Regions from separate parts of the Homo sapiens genome. Here region 2 is linked to region 1. A link is a loop called in an ENCODE intact Hi-C map of the cell type or tissue named here. Cell type or tissue: pancreas. All regions are shown on one strand. Links, peaks and the distances in the headings refer to the core of each region. The heading gives the core; the rest is flanking DNA.

The links. Hi-C counts contacts between places; a loop is a spot of excess contacts. Peaks named below come from ENCODE experiments on the same cell type or tissue, not always from the same donor. Only the 100,000 strongest peaks of a DNase experiment are listed, where the experiment ranks them.
Region 2: a loop joins it to region 1, with 2.9 times the contacts of the local background. A loop is called at or near these places in 30 of 110 quality-filtered maps.

Annotation. Positions count from the first base shown.
Region 1 is chr19:16,755,016-16,764,715 of GRCh38, forward strand. It overlaps NWD1 (NACHT and WD repeat domain containing 1), which reads left to right. Exons shown (of 19, transcript NM_001007525.5): 7 at 4,210-4,413; 8 at 6,964-7,123; 9 at 8,813-8,930. Among named protein-coding and RNA genes, the nearest start is that of NWD1, 40 kb to the left of the region's middle. In pancreas, for the core only: no CTCF peak of the experiment used is centred there; a DNase peak (open chromatin) is centred at 4,334.
Region 2 is chr19:17,271,251-17,280,885 of GRCh38, forward strand. BABAM1 (BRISC and BRCA1 A complex member 1) reads left to right here. Exons shown (of 9, transcript NM_014173.4): 3 at 347-405; 4 at 2,654-2,774; 5 at 2,857-2,935; 6 at 4,551-4,575; 7 at 5,245-5,374; 8 at 5,573-5,659; 9 at 7,595-8,087. The coding sequence ends at 7,798. Among named protein-coding and RNA genes, the nearest start is that of ANKLE1, 5.8 kb to the right of the region's middle. In pancreas, for the core only: no CTCF peak of the experiment used is centred there; no DNase peak of the experiment used is centred there.

The DNA of each region.
Region 1 (9,700 bases), core at 1,153-9,152:
CATCTGTCTATACCTATCTAACTCTATATCTATCCCACATCTACAAATACATCATTTTAATCTATCCACCTATTTAAATGATCTATTTATCTATCATCTCTATTTCTATCCATCTAGTCATTTATAATCAATCAATAAATCTCTATATCTATCTCTCTATTTCTCATCTATATCGATCCTGTCTATCATTAATATCTCTCTCTCTCTTTTTTGGGGGGGGACAGGGTCTCACTCTCTTGACCCAGACTGGAGTGCACTGAAGCGATCACAGCTCGCCGCAGTCTTGACTTCTTGGGCTCAAGCGATCCTCCCATCTCAGCCCCCTCTGAGTAGCTGAGACTACAGGTGCATGCCACCACACCCAGTTATTTATTTCTTCTTTTTTTTCTTTGAGACAGAGTCTCACTCTGTTGCTTAGCCTGGAATGCAGTGGTGCAATCTCAGCTCACTGCAACCTCCGCCTCCTAGGTTCAAATGATTCTCATGTCTCAGCCTCTCAAGTAGCTGGGATTACAGGCGTGCACCACCATGCCTGGCTAATTTTTGTATCTTTAGTAGAGACAGGGTTTTGCCATATTGGCCAGGCTGGTCTCGAACTCCTGGCCTCAAATAATCTGCCACCTTGGCCTCCCAAAGTGCTAGGATTACAGGAATGAGCCACCACATCCAGCCTTATTTATTTATTTATTTATTTATTTATTTAGTAGAGATGGGGTCTCACTATGTTGCCCAGGCTGCTCTCAAACTCCTGGGCTCAAGCGATCCTCCCACCTTGGCCTCCCAAAGTGCTGGGATTACAGGCGTGAGCCACCGTACCTGGCCTATAATCTATCTCTGTATATACAGTTGGCTCTTGAACAAACTGGGAGTTAGGGGAACCAGCTGTCTCCCAACGTACCTCAAAATTGATGTATAACTTTTGACTCCCCTAAAACTTAAATACTAATAGCCTACTGTTGACCAGAAGCCTTACCAGTAACATAAATGGTCGACGAACATGTATTTCATATGTTCTATGTATTACAGACTGTATTCCTACAACAAAACAAGGTAGAGAAAAGAAAATGATAGTAAGAAAATCATAAAGGGGGGCTGGGCATGGTGGCTCATGCTTTTAATTCCAGCTACTTGGGAGGCTGAGTACGAGAATTGCTTGAACCTGGGAGGCGGAGGTTGCAGTGAGCCTAGATCACGCCATTGCACTTGAGCCTGGGTGACAGAGCAAGACTCTGCCTCAAAAAAATAGAAAATAATAAGGAAGAAAAATACATGTACTATTCATGAAGTGGAAGTGGATATCACAAAGGTCTTCATCCTTGTCATCTTCACATTGAGTAGGCAGAGGAAGAGGAGGAAGAGGGGAGGAGGAGAAGGGGACTTGGTCTTGCTGTCTCAGAGACAGCACAGGCGGAAGAAAATCCACATATAAGTGGACTCATGCAGTTCAAACCTGTGTTCTTCAAGGGTCAACTATATGTCTATCTGCCTATTTATATCTATTTATCTATCATCTGTCTATTTATCTTTATGTTTATCTATCTCTGTATCTATTGCTCTATCTCTTATTTATCTCTCCATATAATCTGTCTATCTATAATCTATATGCCTATCTATACATCTGCCTGTCTATCATGCTACCAGCATCTAGTGGGTGGAGGCTTGGGTGGAGACTGCTACACATCCTACAATAGGGGTCCCCATCCCCCAGTACCGGTACTGCTCCGTGGCCTGTTAGGAACCAGGCTGCACAGCAGGAGGTGAGCAGTGGGCGAACAAGTGAAGCTTCATCTGTATCTACAGCCACTTCTTGCTGCTCCTCATCACTCCCATTACCACCCGAGCTCCCCCTCTTGTCAGGTCAGCAGCATCATTAGATTCTCATAAGAGCACAAACCTTGTTGGGAACTGCGCATATGAGGGATCTAGGTTGCTTGAACCTTATGAGAATCTAATGCCTGATGACCTGTCACTGTCTCCCATCACCCCCAGATGGGACTGTCTACTTTCAGGAAAACAAGCTCAGGGCTCCCACTGATTCTACATGATGGGGAGTTGTAGAATTATTTCGTTATATATTGCAATGTAATAATAATAGAAATAAAGTGTGCAAGTGTGATGCACTTGATCATCCCAAAACCATCACCCCTACCCTGGTCCGCGGGAAAAAAATTGTCTTCCAAGAAACCGGTCCCTGGTGCCAAAAAGACTGGGGACTGCTGCCCTACAACACACAGGACGGTCCCCACCCTAAAAAATGATCTGACCCCAAACATCAACCATGCGAGCCCAAGAAACGCTGCACTCAGCATGCCCTGTGCCCTCTGGGAGCCTCACTTCCTCCTCCGCATGGAGGGGCTGGTTGGGAGAGCATCCATCCTCCAAGGCTACTGGAAGGACCAATGAGATCATACTCGCCAGAATAAGAGTTCAGAAAAAGAGGAACTAGTGCATTTTCTTCTTAGCCCTCAACAGTTTTGCTTTTGGCAGATGAGGAAACTGAGGCAAAGAGAAGGTACATTCCTCACCAAGGTCTCCCAGCTAGGCTCAAACGCAAGCCTGATGACCATGCACAGCCCTGTTTTGCAATTCAGGCTAGGCGGGTCCTCTGGGAGTGCCAAGTGAGGTGCCCGCTCTGAGGTTCGCATTGCTTAGGGGATGTCTTCAGGGATGAAGATAGGCTCTCAACCTAGCGGTTCACCCATGACCAGGGGCACATCTCCTAGGCTCTGTCTGATACCATATCATAGAATTTTGCAGGCCAGGTGCAGTGGCTCACGCCTAATCCCAACACTTTGGGAGGCTGAGGCAGGCAGATCACCTGAGATCAGGAGTTGAACAGCAGCCTGGCCAACATAGTGAAACCCCATCTCTACTAAAAATACAAAAATTAGCCGGGCGTGGTGGTGCACACCTGTAGTCCCAGCTACATGGGAGGCTGAGGCAGGAGAATCGCTTGAAGCCAGGAGGCAGAGATTGCAGTGAGCTGAGATGGCGCCACTGAACTCCAACCTAGGCAACAGAGTGAGACTCTGTCTCAAAAAAAAAAAAAGAATTTTGGAAAGAGTACAGTGTTGGGTATGACATTATTACCAATATGGTAACTACAAGCCACAAAAACTATGGAACACTTGAAAGGTGCTTCACACAACTCAGAAACTGAATTTAAAACTTTGAAAGATGGTTCATGCAACCAAGAAACCGCATTTTGAATTTTATTAATTTTTAACCAGTTTAACTTTATTTGTATTTATTTGTTCATGTATTTATGTATTTATTTTAGAGACAGGGCCTCACTCTTTTGCCCAGTCTGGAGTGCAGTGATGTAATCACAGCTCACTGCAGCCTCAACCTCCTGGGCTCAAGTGATCCTCCCACCTCAGCCTCTAGAGTAGCAGGGACTACAGGTGTGTGCCCCTATGCCCAGCTAATTTTTAAATTTTTTTGTAGAGATGGGGTCTCCCTTTGTTGCCTAGGCTGGTCTTGAGCTCTGGCCTCGAGCAGTCCTCCTGCCTCAGCCTCCCAAAGTGCAGGGATTACAGGTGTGAGCCACCACGCCCAGCCCAATTATCCTAATTTAAAGACAAGCCTTGGTGGGCCAGGGTGGAGTGGGGTAGGTGCAGTTGGTTTCTGCATTATTTTCCTTGAGTTACCACTTCCCTCCCTATAGTGTCTGTCTCAGACCCCTTCGAGGTTGAGGAGCGGGCCATTTATGGTTCTGTAGGTGTGCATGCAGAGGAAAAGATTGGCACTTTGGGAGACCGAGGCAGGTGGATCACGAGGTCAGGAGTTGGAGACCAGCTTGACTAACATGGTGAAACCCCGTCTCTACTAAAAATGCAAAAATTAGCCAGGCGTGGTGGCGCCTGTAGTCCCAGCTACTCAGGAGACTGAGGCAGGAGAATCGCTTGAACCCGCGAGGCGGAGGTTGCAGTGAGCCGAGATTGCACCACTGCACTCCAACCTGGGCGACAGAGTGAAACTCTGTCTCAAAAAAAAAAAAAAAAAAAAAAAAAAAATCGGAAAAGGTCTTCCTTGGTGGGTATTGCCCTAACCGTGCTTGGTACCTTGTGGGCGCTGTCCAAATGCTGATCCCAGGTGATGTGCTGGACACCGCGCGGGTGGCTGTATCCCTCCCTCTCTTGGATTCTGCATCCTCCAAATGCAGAAGACATGAGATGTGCCTCAAAGCCCCACTGGTCCTCCCTTCAGACACGGTCTCTCGGAGGCGGAGCTGAAGGATGTTTTGTCCCTGGACGACGAGGTCCTGCAGGATGTGTACCGAGATTGGACCCCGCCCAGCAAGGAGCTGCTGCGCTTCCCGCCCCTGCTGTGGGTGCGGCTTCGTCGGGATCTGGGATACTACTTGGCCCGGCGGCCCGTGGATGGCTTCACCCTCCTGGCCATTGCCCACAGGTAGGTCCAGGCAGCAGTGGCAGCGACACTGTCTGGGTGGGACCCCAAGAATGAGGACTCACTGGCCGGGGGTCTTCTCAGTATCAGATCCTTCACTTACCATTCCCAGGGAATCAAGTCCAGTTAGAACTCTGACACAATTCACTTATTTTTAAAATTGAGTTGAGGCTGGAAGCAGTGGCTCATGCCTATAATCCCAGCACTTTGTGGGGCCAGGGCAGGAGGATTGCTGGAGGCCAGGAGTTGGAGATCAGCCTGGGCAACGTAGCGAGGCCCCATCTCTACAAAAAAAATAAGAAAATTAGCTAGGTGTGTTAGCACTTTGGGAGGCTGAGGTGGCGGATCACCTGAGGTCAGGAGTTTGAGACCAGTCTGACCAACATGGTGAAACCCTGTCTCTATTAAAAATACAAAAATTAGCCAGACGCGGTGGCACGTGCCTGTAATCCCAGCTGCTCGGGAGGCTGAGGCTGGAGAATCACTTGAACCTGGGAGGCAGAGGTGGCAGTGAGCCAAGATCGCACCACTGTACTCCAGCCTGGCAACAGAGCGAGACTCCATTTCAAAAAAAAGAAAATTAGCTGGGTGTGATGGTACACACTTGTGGTCCCAGCTACTTGGGAGGCTGAGGTGGGAGGATCACTTGAGCCCAGGAGTTTGAGGCCACACTGAGCCGTGACTGTACCACTGCACTCCAGTCTGGGTGACAGAGTGAGATCCTGTTTCAAACTAAACTAAACTAGACTAAACTAAACTAAACTAAACTAAACTAGGTGAAGTTCATGAAACATAAAATTCACCATTTTATTTTATTTTATTTTATTTTATTTTATTTTATTTTATTTTATGTATTTTGAGACAGGGTCTCGCCCAGGCTGCAGTACAGTGGTTGTCATCATGGCTCACTGCAGCCTCAAACTCCTGGACTCAAGCAACCCTCCCACCTCAGCCTCCGGAGTAGCTGGAACTACAGGCATGCACCACCATGCCTGGCTAATTTTTAAATTTTTTTGTGGAGATGGGGTCTCACCACATTGCCCAGGCTGGTCTCGAGCTCCTGGGCTCAAGAGACACACCCACATCGGCCTCCCAAAGTGCTGGGATTACAGGTGTGAGCTACCATGCCTGGCCAATTCACCACATTTTATTTTATTTATTTAATTTTATTTTATTATTTTTTGAGACAGAGTCTTGCTCTGTTGCCCAGGCTAGAGTGCAGCGGCACAATCTTGGCTCACTGCAACCTCTGCCTCCCAGGTTTCAGCGATTCTCCTGCCTTAGCTTCCTGAGTAGCTAGGTTTACAAGCATGAGCCACCACACCCAGCTAATTTTTGTATTTTTAGTAGAGACGGGTTTCACCATGTTGGCCACGCTGGTCTCAAACTCCTGACCTCAGGTGATCTGCCCGCCTTGGCCTCCCAAAGTGCTGGGGTTACAGGCGTGAGCCACTGTGCCCAGTCAGAATTTTAAAGTTGACAATTGAGTGGTATTTTAGTACACTCATAATGTTGCACCCCTCACCTCTGTCTAGTTCCAGAACGTTTTCATCTCCCCAAAAGGAGACCCTGTCCCCATCAGCCGTCACTCCTCATTCCCCTTCCCTAACCCCTGGCAGCCACTCATCTGCTTCCTGTCTCTGTGGATTTGCCTGTTCTGGGCATTTCAGATCAACGAAATCTCACACTATGTGGCCTTTTGTGTCTGGCTTCTTTCACTCAGCATTATGTTCTCAGGGCTCATCCACATTGTAGCAGGGATCAGTGCTTCCTTCCTTTTCATGGCTACATAATATTTCATTGTATGGATGGACCAGGTTTTGTTTATCTTCGTCTATGGATGGACACTTGCATTGTTTCCACGTTTTTGCTGTTGTGAACATGCATGTGTAAGGTTTTGTTTGAACACCTGTTCCCTTTCTTTCTCTTTCTTTCTTTCTTTCCTTCTTTCTCTTTTTTTCCTTTTTTCTTTTTGGAGTCTCTCTCTGTTGCCCAGGCTGGAGTGCAGTGGCACCACCTCAGCTCACTGCAACCTCCACCTGGGAGGAGTGATTCTCCTGCCTCAGCCTCCCAAGAGCACACCACCACGCCCAGCTAATTTTTGTATTCTTTTTTTTAGTACAGACAGGGTTTCACCACGTTGGCCAGGCTGGTCTTGAACTCCTGACCTCAGGTGATGCACCCGCCTCAGCCTCCCAAAGTGCTGGGATCACAGGCATGAGCCACTGCACCCAGCCTGAACACCTGTTTCTTAATTCTCGGTATATACCCAGGAGTGGATTTGCTGGGTCAGGTGGTAAGTTATTTTATGTGTAAATTTTGGAGGAGCTCAAATGTTCCTCTTTGAAATGTATGTAAGGAAAGTAAATTGATGTAAGGAAAAAAAAAACACGGACCAATTTAGAGATAGATGTGATGTATCAAATAGCACAGGTGGTCAACAGAGTGGTTTAGGATGGCTTGGGATTTGGGAACTGCCTCCAGGAAGACAAGCAGCCACCTTTGAGCTTGATGGGTCACCCAGGTCTATCAGTCTGTATACCCTCTCTGTAGACAGCTGGTCGAGGTGGTCCGTGAGCGCTACCTGTCAGGATCCGAGAGAGCCAAGAGGCATGGCGTCCTGGCCGACTTCTTCTCAGGGACCTGGAGCCAGGGTACCAAGAAGCTCATCACTCTGCCACTTGTGGGGAAACCACTGAACTTGGACCGAAAGGTGAGGTACCTGGGACCCCCATTCCCCACCTGCAACCTCCACCCTGCCTGGCATTGCTCACCTCCTTCCTTCCCCTTTTTGCACTCGAAATGTCCTCCCGACCTACTTCTCCTTTCCGCACAGAGGGCAAGATGTCCCTTCTACTGTCCCCCCCACTCCTTTTTTTTTTTTTTTTTGAGACAGAGTCTTACTCTGTCGCCCAGGCTGGAGTGCAATGGCGTGATCTCAGCTCACTGCAACCTCTGCCTCCCAGGTTCAAGCCATTTTCCTGCCTCAGCCTCCCAAGTAGCTGGGATTACAGGCACCCGCCACCATGCCTGGCTAATTTTTGTATTTTTAGTAGAGACGGGGTTTCACCACGTTGGCCATACTGGTCTCGAACTCCTGCCTGGGCAACAGAGAGAAACTCTGTCTCAAAAACAAACAAACAAACAAAGTACAGAGTTATTGTGGACTCTTCTCCCTGATGTTAAAATCTTATATAACTGTTGTATAATGATTGCAACTAGGAAATTACACTTTTAATTCTTTGGTTATAGCTTGATGTTTCTTTTTCTCTGTCTTCCCTGCTGGACTGGGGAGGCTGGAGGCAGGACCAGGCTCTATTCTTTTTTTGGTGCTGCCTTTTCTTTTTCCCTCCCTCGCTTCCTTCCTTCCTTCCTTCCTGACAGAGTCTTGCTCTGTCACCCAGGCTGGAGTTCACTGGCATGATCTCAGGTCACTACAGCCTCTGCCTCCCAGGTTCAAGCGATTCTCCCACTCAGCCTCCCTAGTACCTGGGACTACAGGTGTGTGCCACTGCACCTGGCTAATTTTTGTATTTTTAGTAGAGACGGGGTTTTGCCATGTTGGCCAGGCTGGTCTCGAACTCCTGATCTCAAGTGATCTGCCTTGGCCTCCCAAAGCACTGAGATTACAGGCGTGTAATTACAGGTGGGATTACCACACCTAGCCTGGTGCTGACCCTTCTCTTCTCCCCCCGAGACCCATTCACAAATCCTTTCCTGTGTGCCCAGAGTCCCTGCAGACTCAGCTTCATCCTGCCTCTCCAGGACATGGTCTGAGCCCCTTTCATTCACCTAGCCTCTCAGTCTCTTGCCCTAGTGCATCCTCCCAAGGATGCTTCTGACCATCCAATCTGATTATGATTATGCCTCTTGTCTAAAACCTTCCATAGCTCCCCAGTGCCCTCAGTCTTGAGCCTGACCTACCCAGCCTGATATTCAGTGCCTTCGTGATCTGCTGCTTACAAGCTCCCTACTCTCATTTCCCACCCGCATCCCCTAACCTGACTTGTATAATTCAGTCCTCCCAAACTCAGCCTGCTCTTTCACACCTCCAGACCTTTGCCCATGCTGTTCCCTTGCCCTGGAATGCCATTGTTTTCTGACACATTTTGCCACATAGATGCCCACTTAATTCTGAGGCTCAGTTCCGATGCCTCTGCCTTCAGGAAACATTCCCTATTCCTCCCAGAAAGTCCCATGACCTCTGGCTTTGATTCTCTGAGTCCCAGATGTCGTCCTCTGCTCCAGCCCTGACCAATGGGCACATGGGGGTATGTCTGTCTTCCATTGCATTCTCGTCCACTCCAGCACTGTCTGGAGCATGAGGTGAATGAATGGGCTTGTGCGTGGAGTGAATGAATGGGTTTGTGTCCAAGCTGCAGTCTCCCTTCTCCTCTGCCAGGTGGCCCCGCAGCCTCTGTGGTTCTCACATACGGTTGCAAACCTGCGGAAGCTGAAGGAGTTGCCCTATCACCTGCTTCACTCGGGCCGCCTGGAGGAGCTGAAACAGGAGGTTCTGGGTAAGGGCTGCCCCCCATCTCAGAGGACCGAGCCTGGTGACTGCACCACGCTCCAGTCTTCTAGAGCCTGGGGAGGGTGAAGGGCAAACATGGAAATCCTTCGTTCCTCCTAAGGCAGAGGTTCTCACAAGGGGCAATTCTACACCCAGGGGATGCCTTACAGTGTCCGCAGATAGTTTTGGTTGTCACAGCTAGGGGAGAAGGCACTACTTGAATCTGGTGGGTGGAGGCCAGGAATGCTGCTTAATACCCTACAGTGCACAGGACACCCTACCACAGAAAATAATCTAGCTCCAAATGTTGGTGCATAGAGTGAAAACCCCTGCCTTATCATGAGAGACCCTATCTGTCTGTCTGTCTATTTGTCAGTCTGTTCATCCACCTATCCATCCATCCATCCATCCACCCATCTTCTGTCCATCCATCCATCCATCCATCCATCCATCCATCCATCCATCTAACTATCCATTTATCCACCCATCCATCTATGATCTCCTTATTGAGCCATGAGCTGGTTATAACCATCCATCCATCCATCCATCCATCCACTCATCCTTCTGTCTGTCCATCCATCCATCCATCATTCTATCTATCTATCCATGCACCCATTATATGTCCATTATCTATTCATTCATCTACCTTTCTGGTCATCCATCCATCCATCCACCCATCATTCTATCCATCCACCCACCTATCTTTCTGTTTGTCCATCCATGCACCAATCCACCCAACATTCTTTCTATCTCCCTCTCTCTCTCTCTCTATCCATC
Region 2 (9,635 bases), core at 1-8,000, 520 kb after region 1:
AAGTGCTGGGATTACAGGTGTGAGCCACTGTGCCAGGCCAAATAAGGTCACATTCTCAGGTTCTGGGTGGACATGTCTTTTGGGAGCCACAGTTCGATCCACTATATCCTCATTTCTGTGTTTCTGTGTCACACATTCTCTGGCTCATTTATTTACTTATCTACTTGGACTCCCAGTTCAGTGCCCATTCTTCTAAGCCATTGCTTTTCAAAGTAGATGGCTTGGCTGAGGATTAGAGGTCACCATACTGCCTTTTCAGACAAGGCAGCTTGAAGAGGGCCAGTGAGTGGTGTGGGGGCCAACGTTAAGGTCAGAGGACGCTCACCACCCTCCAACTACCTTGCAGATTATCTGCCTGGACCTGTCAGAGGAAATGTCACTGCCAAAGCTGGAGTCGTTCAACGGGTAAGAGGGACATTTTAGGGCTTGAACATGCAGCCATGGCAGGGAGGGTCCAGCCCAAAAGATACGGGGCTCTCACTCTGAAACTCACACCAGCTTGGTCTGGCTTCAGGCTTGGCAGTATCAGAGATTAGCAAGAGCCAGGTGCAGTGGCTCATGCCTGTAATCCCAGTGACTCGGGAGGCTGAGATAGGAGGATCACTTGAGGCTAGGGGTTCGAGACTAGTCTGGGCAACATGGACCCCATCTCTAAAAAAATAAAATATATATATGTATGTGTATGTATGTATGTATTTATTTATTTTTGAGACAGGGTGTCGCTCTCTTGCCTAGGCTGGAGTGCAATGGCATGAGCTCAGCTCACTGCAACCCCTGCCTCCTGGGTTCAAGCCATTCTTGTGCCTCATCCTCCCGAGTACCTGAGATTATAGGCATGCACCACCATGCCCGTTTAATTTTTGTATTTTTAGTAGAGACAGAGTTTTGCCATGTTGGCCAGGCTGGTCTCAAAACTCCTGATCTGAAGTCATCTGCCTGCCTTGACCTCCCAAAGTGCTGGGATTACAGGCATGAGCACCCAGCCTCTAAATGTATTTTTAAAAAATTAGCGAGCATGGTGGCGTGCTCCTAGAGTCCCAGCTACTTGGGAGGGCAAGCTGGGAGGATCACTTGATCCCAAGAGTTTGAGGCTGCAGTGAGCTATGATTTTGCCACCACACTCCAGCCTGGGCGACAGAGCGAGACCCTGTCCCTTTTTTTTGTTTTTTTTTTGAGACGGAGTCTCGCTCTGTCGCCCAATCTGGAGTGCAGTGGTGCGATCTCCGCTCACTGCAAGCTCCGCCTCCCGGGTTCATGCCATTCTCCTGCCTCAGCCTCCGAGTAGCTGGGACTACAGGTGCCTGCCACCACGCCTGGCTAATTTTTTTGTATTTTTAGTAGAGATGGGGTTTCACCGTGTTAGCCAGGATGGTCTCAAATCTCCTGACCTCATGATCCGCCTGCCTCGGCCTCCCAAAGTGCTGGGATTACAGGTGTGAGCCACCGCGCCCAGCCGACCCTGTCTCTTTAAAAAAAGGAAAAAAGAAGCCGGGCTTGGTGGCTCATACCTGTAATCCCATTACTTTGGGAGGCCAAGGTGGGCGGATCACGAGGTCTGGAGTTCGAGACCAGCCTGGCCGACATAGTGAAACCCCCACCTCCACTAAAAATACAAAAATTAGCTGGGCACGGTGGTGCGTGCCTGTAATCCCAGCTACTCGGGAGGCTGAGGCAGGAGAATCGTTTGAATCTGGGAGATGGAGGTTGCGGTGAGCCAAGATCGCGCCATTGCACTCCAGCCTGGGCAACAAGAACGAAACTCCATCTCAAAAAAAGTAAAATAAAATAAAAAAAGAGTAGCAAGGACAACTGGTAATGTTAAGGCTATGGCCCATTGAGGCTCCATTCATAGCAATGAGTTGGAGACGCCAAGAAGCAAAGTGACTTGCTCAAGGGCTCAGAGTAATGGGGCAGAGCCAGGATTCGGACCCAGGCCTGGCTGGCCCTGAAGCCCTTGTCTGGAGTCATGTGCTGCCTGCAGCTGTATCTGGAGTGGGGGGCAGTTTGGGTTGCAGGACCTGGATGGGGCTTGAGGACCTCCTTGGAGATGTTGAAGGTGACACCTTCTTCCCCTCAGTGGCATTCACAACTGCCCATGGCTGAGCAAAGTTCCTGCAATGACTCTAGGGGAAACTTGAGCCCCATGCTGCGCAGAGGGACCCATTTGGAGAGGGCAGGAGCTCCGATGTCAGCCAGACTGGGTTTGTGGCTGAGCTCCGCCACACCCCTGCAGTATGACCTATACCTCCAGGGCCTTATCATGCAGGGTTTTCAGAGGAGGGTGGCTGAAGGAAGTTTTTTTTTGTTTGTTTTGTTTTTTTTTTTTTTTTTGAGACAGAGTCTCACTCTGTCGCCCAGGCTGGACTGCAGTGGCGCGATCTCAGCTCACTGCAACCTCCGCCTTCTGGGTTCAAGCAATTCTCTGACTCAGCCTCCTGAGTAGCTGGGATTACAGGCACTCGCCACCACGCCTGGCTAATTTTTTTGTATTTTTAGTAGAGATGGGGTTTCACCATCTTGACCAGGCTGGTGTTGAACTCCTGACCTCGTGATCCACCTGCCTCAGCCTCCCAAAGTACTGGAATTACAGGCGTGAGCCACTGTGCCCGGCCCTGAGGGAACCTTAATTCCCCTGTACTCTCTGCCTCCCCAGCTCCAAAACCAACGCCCTCAATGTCTCCCAGAAGATGATTGAGATGTTCGTGCGGACAAAACACAAGATCGACAAAAGCCACGAGTTTGCACTGGTGGTGGTGAACGATGACACGGCCTGGGTGAGGCTGCGGCAGGCGCTGGGTGCCCTGGGGTCCCCTGGGGCCCGGGGAGCATCGCACTGAGGCCTCTGCTTCCCTGCAGCTGTCTGGCCTGACCTCCGACCCCCGCGAGCTCTGTAGCTGCCTCTATGATCTGGAGACGGCCTCCTGTTCCACCTTCAGTATCCTTCCTGGCAGAGATGTCCCCATGAAGGGGGCTGTCTCCTTCTGTCATCCTTGGGGCCCAGGAAAGTCTAAGTCATGACTCTGGCTGGCTGAGGTTCAGATCTCAGATCTGCCAAGGCTGGGAAAGTCACCCCTCTGAGCCTCAGTTTCCCCATCTGTACTGTGGAAGGCACAAAGTTGCCTACCCCATGGAGATGCTGTAACAATACAGAAGCAAAAGTACCTGATTTGGTCCGGGCATGGTGGTCCATGCCTATAATCCCAGCGACTTGCGAGGCTGAGGCACAAGAATCACTTGAGTCCGGGAGGCGGAGGTTGCAGTGAGCTGAGATCTTGCCACTGTACTCCAGCCTGGGAGACAGAGTGAGACTCCGTCTTTTTTAAAAAAAAAAAAGAAAGAAATACCTGATTTGTATTCAGGAGGTCCAAAATTCATGCACAAGGGGATCACCTCACACAGGACTGGGCATACAGTCAGTGCTCAATAAATGGCAGTGTGTGACAGAAGTGTCACCATTGTTCCTACAGCCACTTGAACCTGGGCGCAGGACATTTTATGGTAATTTGGACATAAAAGGCTCATGTGTGGCCCAAAACTGAAATAGAATAGGACTCTCGTAAGTTAAAAAAGGAATAAATGGTGAGAGTTTTTTCCAGGAGGACAAGACACCCCTGGCTCTTTTCATTTTGAGGAGAGTGGCCCCAGCCATGCAGGAAAGGGGACCTTTTTTTATTTTTGCTCCTGTTGCTCTTGTTGCCCTGGCTGAGTGCAGTGATGCGATCTTGGCTCATTGCAACTTCCACCTCCCAGCTTCAAGCGATTCTCCTGCCTTAGCCTCCCAAGTAGCTGGGATTACAGGTGTGCACCACCACACCTGGCTAATTTTGAATGTTTTGTAGAGATGGGGTCTTGCTATGTTGCCCAGGCTGGTCTTGAATTCCTGGGCTCAAGTGATCAGCCCACCCCAGCCTCCCAAAGTGCTGAGATTACAGGCATGAGCCACCATACCCGGCCCCATTCTGTTTTAAAACATAAATTAGATTCCATCCCATCCCATCTCTGCTCCAAAACCTCCCATGGCTCCCTGTGGATCTTATTTATTATTATATTTTTTTTTGAGATGGAGTCTCGCTCTTGTTGCCCAGGCTGGAGTGCAGTGGCACGATCTTGGCTCACCGCAATCTCCACCTCCCGAGTTCAAGCAATTTTCCTGTCTTAGCCTCCCAAGTAGCTGGGATTACAGACATGTGCCATCAGGCCCAGCTAATTTTGTATTTTTAGTAGAGACAGGGTTTCACCGTGTTGGCCAGGCTGGCCTCGAACTCCTGACCTCAGATGGTCCACCCGCCTTGGCCTCCCAAAGTGCTATGATTGCAGGCGTGTGCCACCATGCCTGGCATACCAAGAGTCTTAAAGTCATCCGGTACCAGCATCCTATTTTGTGATCCATGCTGAGGGGAATTTGTGTGTCAGAGAGGGCAAGTGACTTGGCCAGGGTCACATGGTGCGTCCCTAGGGGTGCCGGGTCTCCTCTGGTATCGGGATCGGGGAAGCCACCTGTTTCCCGCTCACTCGTGCTCTACTAGCCTTCTCCTTAGCACCCCCACCAGATCTGGAAGGACTTTTCAGCCTCATGTAAGTCCCCTGTGGGGAAATTCTTATTCACCTTCAAAGAGAAGGGTCACTTCTGGGAAAAAGCTCCAAACGGCACAGAAGTAATCTAGGGAGCCTTAAAGCCTCCTCCCTTCCTACCTCGCCCCGAGCAATTCCTCATTTATGTGTGTCTTGGGAGCATGGGGGCTGGTGGAGATGCACATGCTGCTAGGCAGCTCCAGCTGACGGCAGTGATGGGGGATGTTCAGGACACTGAGGGTGGCCGGGCCCAGTGGCTCAGGCCTGTAATCTCAGCACTTTGGGAGGCCGAGGCGGGCAGATCACCTGAGGTCAGGAGTTTGAGACCAGCCTGCCCAACATGGTGAAACCGCGTCTCTACTAAAAATACAAAAATTAGCTGGCCACCTGTAATCCCAGCTACTTGAGAGGCCGAGGCAGGAGAATCGCTTGAACCTGGGAGGTAGAGGTTGCAGTGAGCCGAGATCTCACCATTGCACTTAGAGGGGTGGGGCTGGGAACATGCTCAGGGCAGAGGGAACCGCTTATGGGATGCCTCACAGGCAGCAGTGAACTTGGGAGACATCAGTGGGGCCTCACCTGCCCGGTGAGCATCTGGGGTCTCTCTCAGGGTGATAAGAGGGGCAGACCCCCACAGGCTGCTCTGACTGCTCCCTCCTCCCGGGTATGCAGCCAGCAGAAAACTGAGCTTCCGGTCACAGAGAACGTGCAGACGATTCCCCCGCCATATGTGGTCCGCACCATCCTTGTCTACAGCCGTCCACCTTGCCAGCCCCAGTTCTCCTTGACGGAGCCCATGAAGGTGGGTGAGGCCTGGGAGAGGGAGGGGTGCCTGCAGCCATGAGGATGGTGGTTAGACACCAGGAGGGACTTCCAACCACAGAGGCTGGGGTGCCTAGAGGTAAGTTCCCAGAGTCTGAGGCAGAAATGGGGGAGCTATAGTCATGGGGCACGGGGTGACCCAAGCCCCAGAGGCTGGTGTTCTTTACTTCCCCTGCAGAAAATGTTCCAGTGCCCATATTTCTTCTTTGACGTTGTTTACATCCACAATGGCACTGAGGAGAAGGAGGAGGAGATGAGTTGGAAGGTGAGAGGCTGCAGCAGGTGTGAGTAGCAGGCGGGTGTGGACAGGATGTCTTGGAACACACCTGCACTGGGTCTGGGGGTCTCTACCTCCATTTGATACCCCTGGAACCCTGGTTGGGGTAGGTCATGGCATTGGTCATTGAACAGCCGTTTCCCAGTTGTCTGCTGTGACTGATGGGGTGGCAGCCATTGGGACGATGGTCCAGGCAACATGTTGAGTCCTGCCTCCCCCATCTCCAACGTTCCCTGCGTTCCTTTCTTTCTTGCTTGCTTGCTTGCTTTTCTTTCTTCTTCTTTTTTTTTTTTTTTTTGAGACAGAGTCTCCCTCTGTCTCCCAGGCTGGAGTGTAGTGGCATGATCTCGGCTCACTGCAACCTCTGCCTCCCGGGTTCAAGCAATTCTCCTGTGTCAGCCTCCCGAGTAGCTGGGGTTACAGGTACCTGCCATCATACCAGGTTAATTTTTGTATTTTTAGTAGAGACGGGGTTTCACCATGTTGGCCAGACTGGTCTTGAACTCCTGATCTCAGGTGATCTGCCTGCTTCAGCCTCCCAAAGCGCTGGGATTACAGGTGTGAGCCACCACGACCCGCTCCCTCTTCCCTTTCTTCCTGCCTTTGACCTCGCTGCACCCTCAGCCTGGAGCATCCATCCCTCTTGGACTCCCCAGGCCCTGCTGGGCCTTCACATCCCAGACCTGAATTAGCTGTGGGACCTCGAGTGGACTACTTACTTCTCTGAGCCTCAGTTTACCCAACTATGAACAGGGAATTGAGACCAGCTCCTCCTTATATCTCAGTACCCAAATCAAAAGTCCCCCCTCTAGCCAGGCGTGGTGGTGTACGCCTGTGGTCCCAGCTGCTCGGGAGGCTGAGACAGGAGGCTCGCTAGAGCTCGAAAGGTGGAGATTGTAGTGAGCTGTGATGAAGCCACTGCACTCCAGCCTGGGTGACAGGGCGGAGACCCTGTGTCAAAAAATAAAAATACGGCCAGGTGTGGTGGCTCACACCTGTAATCCCAGCACTTTGGGAAGCCGAGGCGGGTGACTCACTTGAGTTGGGAGTTCGGACCAGCCTGACCAACATGGAGAAACCCTGTCTCTACTAAAAATACAAAATTAACCAGGCGTGGTGGCACATACCTATAATCCCATCTACTCAGGAGGCTGAGGCAGGAGAATCGCTTGAACCCGGGAGGCAGAGGTTGCGGTGAGCCGAGATCGTGCCGTTGCACTCCAGCCTGGGAACAACAGCGAAACCCTGTCTCAAAAAAAAAATTAAAAAAATAAAATAAGTAAAATAAAAAGTCCCTCCTCTTGAGAAGCCCTCCCTGTTTTTCAAGAAGGATCAAAGTGGGGGCCAGGAGAATGTGTCTGTATCTGACTGTGTGCCTCCACACTGGGGACTCTTTTTTTTTTTTGAGGCGGAGTCTCGCTCTGTCGCCCAGGCTGGAGAGCAGTGGTGTGATCTCGGCTCACTGCCAGCTCCGCCTCCCGGGTTTGCGCCATTCTCCTGCCTCAGCCTCCCGAGTAGCTAGGACTACAGGTGCCTGCCACCACGCCCGGCTAATTTTTTGTATTTTTTAGTAGAGACGGGGTTTCACTGTGTTAGCCAGGATGGTCTTGATCTCCTGACCTTGTGATCTGCCCGCCTCAGCCTCCCAAAGTGCTGGGATTACAGGCGTGAGCCACCGCGCCCGGCCCACACTGGGGACTCTTTGGGGGCCATGACTGGGACCTCTTCAGATCCTTAACACTGGGTCCATGGCGGGGAATGTTTGCTGAATGTGTGAATGGTTTCTGCTTGGCAAACTCCTCTTCACCCTTTAGAACCCACCCCAGATGTCCCCTCTTCTGAGAAGCCCTCCAGGGATATGAAGGGCCTGTTGGGGTAACCTCTGCCTGAACAGCCCTTCACTGACCCCCGCCTCCCCGGCAGGATATGTTTGCCTTCATGGGCAGCCTGGATACCAAGGGTACCAGCTACAAGTATGAGGTGGCACTGGCTGGGCCAGCCCTGGAGTTGCACAACTGCATGGCGAAACTGTTGGCCCACCCCCTGCAGCGGCCTTGCCAGAGCCATGCTTCCTACAGCCTGCTGGAGGAGGAGGATGAAGCCATTGAGGTTGAGGCCACTGTCTGAACCATCCCTGTACATCTGCACCTTCTTGTGCAAGGAAGTCCTTGGCCTAAAGCCTTGGTTCTCAAACTGGGTTCCTTGGGACCTCCGGGGTGGGGGGGTTCCAGGAGGCACGTAGGGTACCTTGCAGGGTCCTAGGAGGGAAACCCAGGATTCCAGGAGGGATCCCAGGAACTGTGGGCACCCATTTTCTGTGTCTCCCAGCCCATTTCCACTCCTAGTTTGTCATGGATAATTTTTGTTCTTCCCTGTGTGATTTTTGCCATCAAAATAAAAATTTGAGACTCGTTAACCGAAGTCCACGCCAATCACTTTGTGTTAATGGGGATCATCTTCATTGCAAGTGATGGAAAACTTAGCCACTGAGCAAAGGTGAGTGGCTGCTTTCTTGTAGATGAAAAAGCCCCGGGATGTGGAGGTTGCAGCGAGTTGAGATTGCACCACTGTACTCCAGCCTGGTGATAGAGTGAGAGCTTTTCTCAAATAAAAAAGAAAAATTCAAAAATAAAAAAGATGAAAAAGCCAAGAGAACAGCTTCAGGCTTGGCTGTGTCCAGGTGCTAGGACAACATTGCCATTTGGGAGGGTACTACATGGTTGCTAGTCAATGTGCCCTGCTTACCCCCCAACCAATGGAAAGGTGTGTGATGGCTTCAACCACTCCCCAGACCCCAATCCAGGTCAAGGCAGAGTTCTCTCAGCATCTGGATATGATTGGACTCCCCCGGGGGGATACATGACCTTCAATTAAGAGCTAGTCATGTACCAGGGTTGTGTGATGTTCTGATGAGCCAGGCCTGGATCATACATCCCTAAGGGGGAGGTTTAAGAGCTCCATCAGCAGTACTGAGGCCATGATAGGAGGGTTGCTTGAGGCCAGGAGTTCAAGACCACGCTGGACAACATAGCAACATTTCCTGTCTCTACAGGAAATGCAAAAATTAAGCCAGGCTCGGTGGCTCACGCCTGTGATTCCCAGCTACTTGAGAGGCTGAAGTGGGAGGATCACTTGAACCTAGGAGGTCGAGGCTGCAGTGAGCTGTCATCGCGCCACTGCACTCTAGCCTGGGTGACAGAGCAAGACCCTATCTCAAAAATAAACACAAACAGCTTTATTGAGTGACTGCTTTTCCTCCCTATGAGCATTTTTTGGAACCTATCGTGTGTCAGGCCCTTGTGCCCAAGCCCCTGTTCAATCCCCGCATCAACCTCGTTAGGATTCTCACATTTTGCAGATGGGACACTAAGACTCTCAGAGGTCCAGCCCTCCAAAATACTGAAGTCCTAGTTCCGCTGGATTGAAAATGGGCAACGCAGAACGGGGACTGGAAATTTTTTAAAAATTGTTTTTAAAGACGGGGTCTTGGCCAGGCGCAGTGGCTCACGGCTGTAATCTCAGCACTTTGGGAGGCCGAGGTGGGCGGATCACAAGGTCAGGAGTTCGAGACCAGCCTGACCAACATGGTGAAACCCCGTCTTTACTAAAAATAAAAAATTAGGCGTGATGGTGCATGCCTGTAATCCCAGCTACTGGGGAGGCTGAGGCAGGAGAAGCTGTTGAACCCTGGAGGAGGAGGTTGCAGTGAGCTGAGATCACACCACTGCACTCCAGCCTGGGCAACAAGAGCAAAACTCCGTCTCAAAAATAAATAAATAAATAAAACAAAGACAAGGTCTCCGCCTGTAATCCTAGCACTTTGGGAGGCCGAGGCGGGCGGATCACCTGAGATCAGGAGCTCAAGACCAGCCTGGACAACATGGTGAAACCCCATCTCTACTAAAAATACAAAAATTAGCCGAGAGTGGTGGCACATGCCTGTAATCCCAGCTACTTGGGAGGC